2 separate regions of the Homo sapiens genome follow, and region 1 is linked to region 2. A link is a contact called in ENCODE Hi-C data. All regions are on one chromosome and are shown on one strand. Each heading gives the region's core, a stretch centred on a gene start or an enhancer-like site at or near the end of the contact. The rest is flanking DNA. Distances are from core to core; before and after follow the strand shown.

Region 1 (2,912 bases), core at 209-2,708, 730 kb before region 2:
TGTGGAACCTCCTCCCTTGAGGACCTCCTGATCCTCTGTCCCTCACACAGGTCATGATGTTTGGCAGCACCGCCATCGCCCTGGAGCTGCTGAAGCAAGGTGCCAGCCCCAATGTCCAGGACACCTCCGGTACCAGTCCAGTCCATGACGCAGCCCGCACTGGATTCCTGGACACCCTGAAGGTCCTAGTGGAGCACGGGGCTGATGTCAACGTGCCTGATGGCACCGGGGCACTTCCAATCCATCTGGCAGTTCAAGAGGGTCACACTGCTGTGGTCAGCTTTCTGGCAGCTGAATCTGATCTCCATCGCAGGGACGCCAGGGGTCTCACACCCTTGGAGCTGGCACTGCAGAGAGGGGCTCAGGACCTCGTGGACATCCTGCAGGGCCACATGGTGGCCCCGCTGTGATCTGGGGTCACCCTCTCCAGCAAGAGAACCCCGTGGGGTTATGTATCAGAAGAGAGGGGAAGAAACACTTTCTCTTCTTGTTTCTCCTGCCCACTGCTGCAGTAGGGGAGGAGCACAGTTTGTGGCTTATAGGTGTTGGTTTTGGGGGTGTGAGTGTTTGGGGGACGTTTCTCATTTGTTTTTCTCACTCCTTTTGGTGTGTTGGACAGAGAAGGGCTCCTGCAGGCCACAGCCACCTAAACGGTTCAGTTTCTTCTGCGCCTCAGGCTGCTGGGGCCTCAGACGAGACCCAAGGGCAGAGCATTTAAGAGTGAAGTCATGACCTCCAGGGAGCCTAGAAGCTGGTGGCCTTGGCCGGCTGTGCTCAGAGACCTGAAGTGTGCACGTTGCTTCAGGCATGGGGGGTGGGGGGAGCGTCCCAAATCAATAAGAAGGTAGAATGAGTTATGAGTTATTCATATTCTGTTGGAAGCTTGTTTTCCAGTCTCTTGTACAGCGTTTTAAAAGAAATGGATTCTATTTATTATGCTTTATTGGAAAAAATGTTGTAATAATTTAATGTTTTTACCCATTAAATTAAGACTTGTGCATGATCACAGCACGGGTGGCTTCTGATTTTTGAGTCTGGGATGGAGAGTTACACATCCCGGATGTTGATGGGGATGAGGACGGGGGTCGCGGATCGTGGATGTGGTGGGTGAGGGGAGAGAATAGTAATTCCCAGGGCGCCAGGGTGAGTGAGCTGGGTGGGGCAGCGGTTTTCGCTGTCGGAACGGAAGGGAAGCAGGAAACCGCGAGTGGAGAAAGGGCCCCCAGATGTCAGCTGGGTGCCCGGAGCACAGGGGGTGGGGCGGGTGGGCGGTGGCCGCGGCCTTCCCCGCAGGGGCGTAGCCGTGGGCGGTGACTGCGGTGATGAGGCGAAAGGGATCCCGGAAAAGCCAGGGGCGGGGTTAGCAGCGGTACGCCTCGTTTACAAGTGGATGCGGGCGGGACTGAGGGCGGCCCCGCCCCGTCCAGGGCTTCCTCAATGCGCGTGCGCAATGGGCCACAGAACCGCCATGCCGGAACCGCGCGGGTCGTCGCAGCTGCGGGTGAACGCGGCGTTTGCCGCGCGGTACAACCGCTACCGGGAGCGCGAGGAACTGCAGCGGCGTGAGTGCGGGGCGCATGCGCGCGGGAGCCTGCGCGCGCCGGCCGGTTGGGAAGTGGGGAGTCGAGTGGCCCCGCCGGCTGACCTGGGGGGGGGCATCCCGTCTGTGTCCCGCAGTGAAGGATCGCTACGGGGACCGAGACAGCAGCAGCGACTCCAGCTCCGAGTCGGACTCAAGCGACGAGCGCGTGGTGCGCGTCCCCGCCCCGTCCTGGACGTGCGGAGGCGTCCAAGCCCCCCTCTGCACCCCGACCCCGATGTAGACGGGGGGGAACCCCCAACCCCAGAGCGCCCTGCGGGAGCGTCCCATCCTCCGCTCCCCATCCCATGAGGGACAGACAGTGCCCCCCCTCTCCCCAGGGGAGCCAAATCCCCGTTATTTTCTCTCCCCTGCCACGATCCCCACCTGCCCACTCTGATGTGTGGGGCGACTCTGTCCCCCAAGAACCCCCCCTTTCCTCTTTCATCCTCAAGAGTCTAGCCATTTTTTAGTGTACTCCTTGCGCCACGTGGGGCGCCCAACTTCTCACATCAGCCCTGATCCTGGCCCCACTGTGCGGCCTGGCCCAGCCCCTCCCCGCTGTCTCTCTTGTGCCCTCAGCCCACCTGCCCCTTGTCAAGTCTTTGTCTTCCCCAGGAATTACCTTCTCCTTGCCCCTCACCTTCCTCTACCCATATCCTGTACCTACCTGTGGCCTGCCCCTGCCCACCCCAAGAGGGCCCCTCTCCCTCCTGCTGTTTGACCACCTGTTTGACCTCCCCAGCCAGATCCACCCCCCTCCATCCTAATCCCTACGCTGAGCTCACCTGCTGGCGCCAGGGCTCTTATTATCTCCCTTCTGAAATCTATCCCCAACCCTTTTCCTGCCCTAGGAATTTGATCCCCAGCAGGAGCGGGACTTTTACAAAACGCTCTCCTTGTTGAAGAAGAAGGACCCCCGCATTTATCAGAAAGATGCCACCTTCTATAACAGAACAGGTCCGGGGCCACTCCTGTCTAAACCTCTCCTTCCTCTGGAGCAGAATCCGGGGTCCTTTCCTGACTGTGGATTCAGAGAAGTGACTTGACTTCTCTGAGCCTCTTTTCCTGTCTGTAAAGTATATCTAACGGTAGCATCTCCCCTCAGGGCTGTTTTAAGGATAGATTGGGATTTACCCAGTTTACACAGTTCATCTGTTTTGACTATTGAATGAATTGCTTCACAAGTCACAAGTCCTTAGCAGAGCCTAGGTTATTACCTGGTGGTGGAGTTAATGACTGTGTCCTTGGCACTATTCAAGGTGGGAATTGCTGACTGAATGATTCCAACTCCACCAGGCTGGGCAGGTGGTTCAAGCATCTAATCCCAGCA
Region 2 (2,732 bases), core at 55-2,554:
GTGCCACTCCAAAGGCTGACAGTTCGCCTGGGTGACATGGAGTGTCACCCATAAAGGAAGCCATCAGGGTTGAACTGAGCAGAAACAGCAGAAATGGGCCCAGAGCTGGGCAGAGCATCCGGTTTATGCTGGAGGTCCCAGCCACAGGCCAGGGCTAGAGCAGGGTGGGCGAGAGCGCGGGTTCCAGGTGCAAATGCAGCTGAGCTACTGACTCACTCTAAAACCTTGGCAATGGGCTCTAATCTCCCTGCACCTCAGTTTTCTCATCTGAAAAATGGGGAATAGAGAATAAGGAGATCAAACCTCATGGGGTTAATGAGGAGAGTCCATGTATCCAAACAGTTCACCAGAACCTGGCACTCAACCAAGGAGAATTATTATTGCAAATGCGATTGCTATGGGCTCTAGAGGCAGCAGAGTGACTCGGGACCTGCCCACAGATGCTGGGCCTGCTCCTCAGGAGTTTGCAGTGACACGGGGAGGGGGATTTGTAGGCAAACTGCCTAGGTCCTAATCCAACCCCCGGCCCCTGAAATGAATGATCTTGGACGAGTTCCTTCAGTTTTCTGACCTCAGTTTCCTTGCTGGTAAGGTGGAAGTAATAACTACCTGGCTCCCAGAGTTGCGGCAATTCAGAGAGAACTTAAAGCGCTTGACACAGAGAAAAACATGCCCTGTTACTGGCAATATTATCATTGTGGCTAACCCTTAAATCGGGCCTAAGCACAGGGGCCATCGTCTGGCAGAATGTCACGGGCGATGTCGCAGACTCAGCATTAGGTGTACACAGTAGGGGTGTTAGCAGGGGTAGGTTGTGGACCCGAGGCCGGGCAACACCCTACGCCCTTTGCAGGGTACTGGGGTGTCTCCCTCCCAGGGGTGCCCCCGGGCCCAGCAAGGTGCAGAGACGTCCCCCGGGGTGTCAGGTGCATTAGGCCGAGAGGTATCAGCCGGGCCGGCAGGGCCAGGGCCATCGCCCCGGACTCCCCGGACCCTCACCCGCCCAGCCCCCTGCCTCAGCTTCCTCAGGCTTCCCGGCGGCTCCTGAGGCTCGCAGTCCCCACAACAGGGCGGGCCGGGGCCGTTACCCCGGGGACGACGCGGAAGAGCCAGGACCCCATGGGAGGGAGGCAGCGCTGCCGCCGCGCCCAAGGGGCGAGCTCGAGCCCTGCTTACGCGGGCCCGCGCAGTCCCGCCCCAGCCCCGACCCCCGCGGCACCTGAGCTGCGGCTCATGCGCTTCTCCCAGCCGGGCGGCAGCTTCTCCTCGTCCGCCATCTTCCCTCCTGCCGCAGCGCCTGCTCCGCCTCAGCTGCGCCGCCTGTCGCCCGCGCCCGCCCGCCGCCGCTGCCTATTGGCTAGACGCGCTCTGCAACGGGGCCTGGCGGCGACGCCCATTGGGCTCCCTAACGGTCCGGATTGGCTTTCTGGCCTTCTATTGGGTAGAAGAAAGGCTGGGCGGACCCTCCCACGTTATCCCTGCGCCCCGCCCCCGGCCAGCCTCAGCCTGGCCCCGCCCACTCGCTCTCCTCGGCTCCTGAGTGGTCCGAAGCGACGCGGGCCCGCCCTTCTCAACGCCCTTTAGCGAGCGCCAAAAAACTCCCGACCCCTTCTTGGCGCGCGTCGCCGCAGAGCCCACCCAGGCGGGATAGAGCTTATGGATTGGCTAATGCCGCAGCAACTCCCGCCTGCCTGAGCTGTTCCCGGAGGTCCGCAAGCCCCCAGCCCTCCCATGCGGAAGAGTCTGGCTGGTGCAGAGGTAACGGCGGTCCAGGAGGTACTTGGGCGGGGCGGTGCTGCCTCTGCTGTTGCCATAGCAATGCAGTTGCCTTGGAGATGAGCACCTAAGTACCCGATGCTTAAATTTGGCTCCTCCATCCTCCCTCTTCCCACCTGTTTCCCACAGATGTCCAAAGCTAACCCAGCCTCTTTTATTTTTTGCAGGGCTCAACTTTTCCCTAGGCTCTGGACCCAAAGGCCTTCCACGTCCTTTGGAACCTGCTTACTTCCTTTATTCCCTCGCAGTCTGGCTCCTTCCTCCATCCTGGGTGACCAGTGGGTGCCGACATTGACATTCATATAAGAACACGGAGGAGGTGCAGGTGGGAGGAGATGGGCTCAGTTTTAGCCAACTTAAAATAGAGTCTGCAGAGCCCGTGGGACACAGGGGAGGTATTTGGGGACCCAGAGTTGGGGAACTGTGGGTAGATATGGGAGTTGAAGACACTGACAGCAAAGGGTGCAACTACAGTTCACCTAGCATAGAACCCTATGTGACCGTTAAAAAGAATGAGGCTCAGTGAAGTGAACTCATAGGGAAACCTGCCCACAACAAATTAGACGCAGGATGCAGTAGAAGGCTAAGAGAAGTCTGGAGCCAGACTTGGGTTTAAAGCCTGGGACTGACACTTGCTATGCGACCTTGAACTGATTACTTAACGTTACTCTGTACTTCGGTTTCCCAATCTGCAAAGCGGGGATAAGCAATTACATCCTTCTGTTTGATGTGAACATTAAATAAATTAATCCACATAAAGCACTCAAGCCAGGCTCGGTGGCTCACACCTGTAATCCCAGCACTTTGGAAGGCCGAGGTGGGTGGATAACCTGAAGTCAGGAGTTCGAGACCAGCCTGGCCAACATGGTGAAACCCTGTCTTTACTAAAAATACAAAAATTAGCCAGGCGTGATAGTGGGCACCTTTAATTCCAGCTACTCGGGTGGTTGAGACAG

What was found. Hi-C counts contacts between places; a loop is a spot of excess contacts on that map. Pooled maps may share reads with other maps.
Region 1: a loop to region 2 is called in a pooled map, with 5 times the contacts of the local background. The contact joins the promoter of KRI1 here to the promoter of PIN1 in region 2. A Hi-C loop is called at or near these places in 6 of 50 pooled maps.

Annotation. Positions count from the first base shown.
Region 1 is chr19:10,564,556-10,567,467 of GRCh38, reverse strand. KRI1 (KRI1 homolog) reads left to right here and starts at 1,458. Exons shown (of 19, transcript NM_023008.5): 1 at 1,458-1,562; 2 at 1,678-1,751; 3 at 2,434-2,539. The coding sequence starts at 1,469. It overlaps CDKN2D (cyclin dependent kinase inhibitor 2D), which reads left to right. Exons shown (of 2, transcript NM_001800.4): 2 at 51-1,008. The coding sequence ends at 410. RefSeq lists enhancers at 1-269, 1,218-1,785, 1,988-2,037, 1,786-2,353 and a silencer at 1,188-1,717.
Region 2 is chr19:9,833,890-9,836,621 of GRCh38, reverse strand. It overlaps PIN1 (peptidylprolyl cis/trans isomerase, NIMA-interacting 1), which reads right to left and starts at 1,304. Exons shown (of 4, transcript NM_006221.4): 1 at 1,220-1,304. The coding sequence starts at 1,277. PIN1-DT (PIN1 divergent transcript) reads left to right here and starts at 1,607. Exons shown (of 2, transcript NR_183873.1): 1 at 1,607-1,758; 2 at 1,944-2,543. RefSeq lists silencers at 1,013-1,232, 1,263-1,602.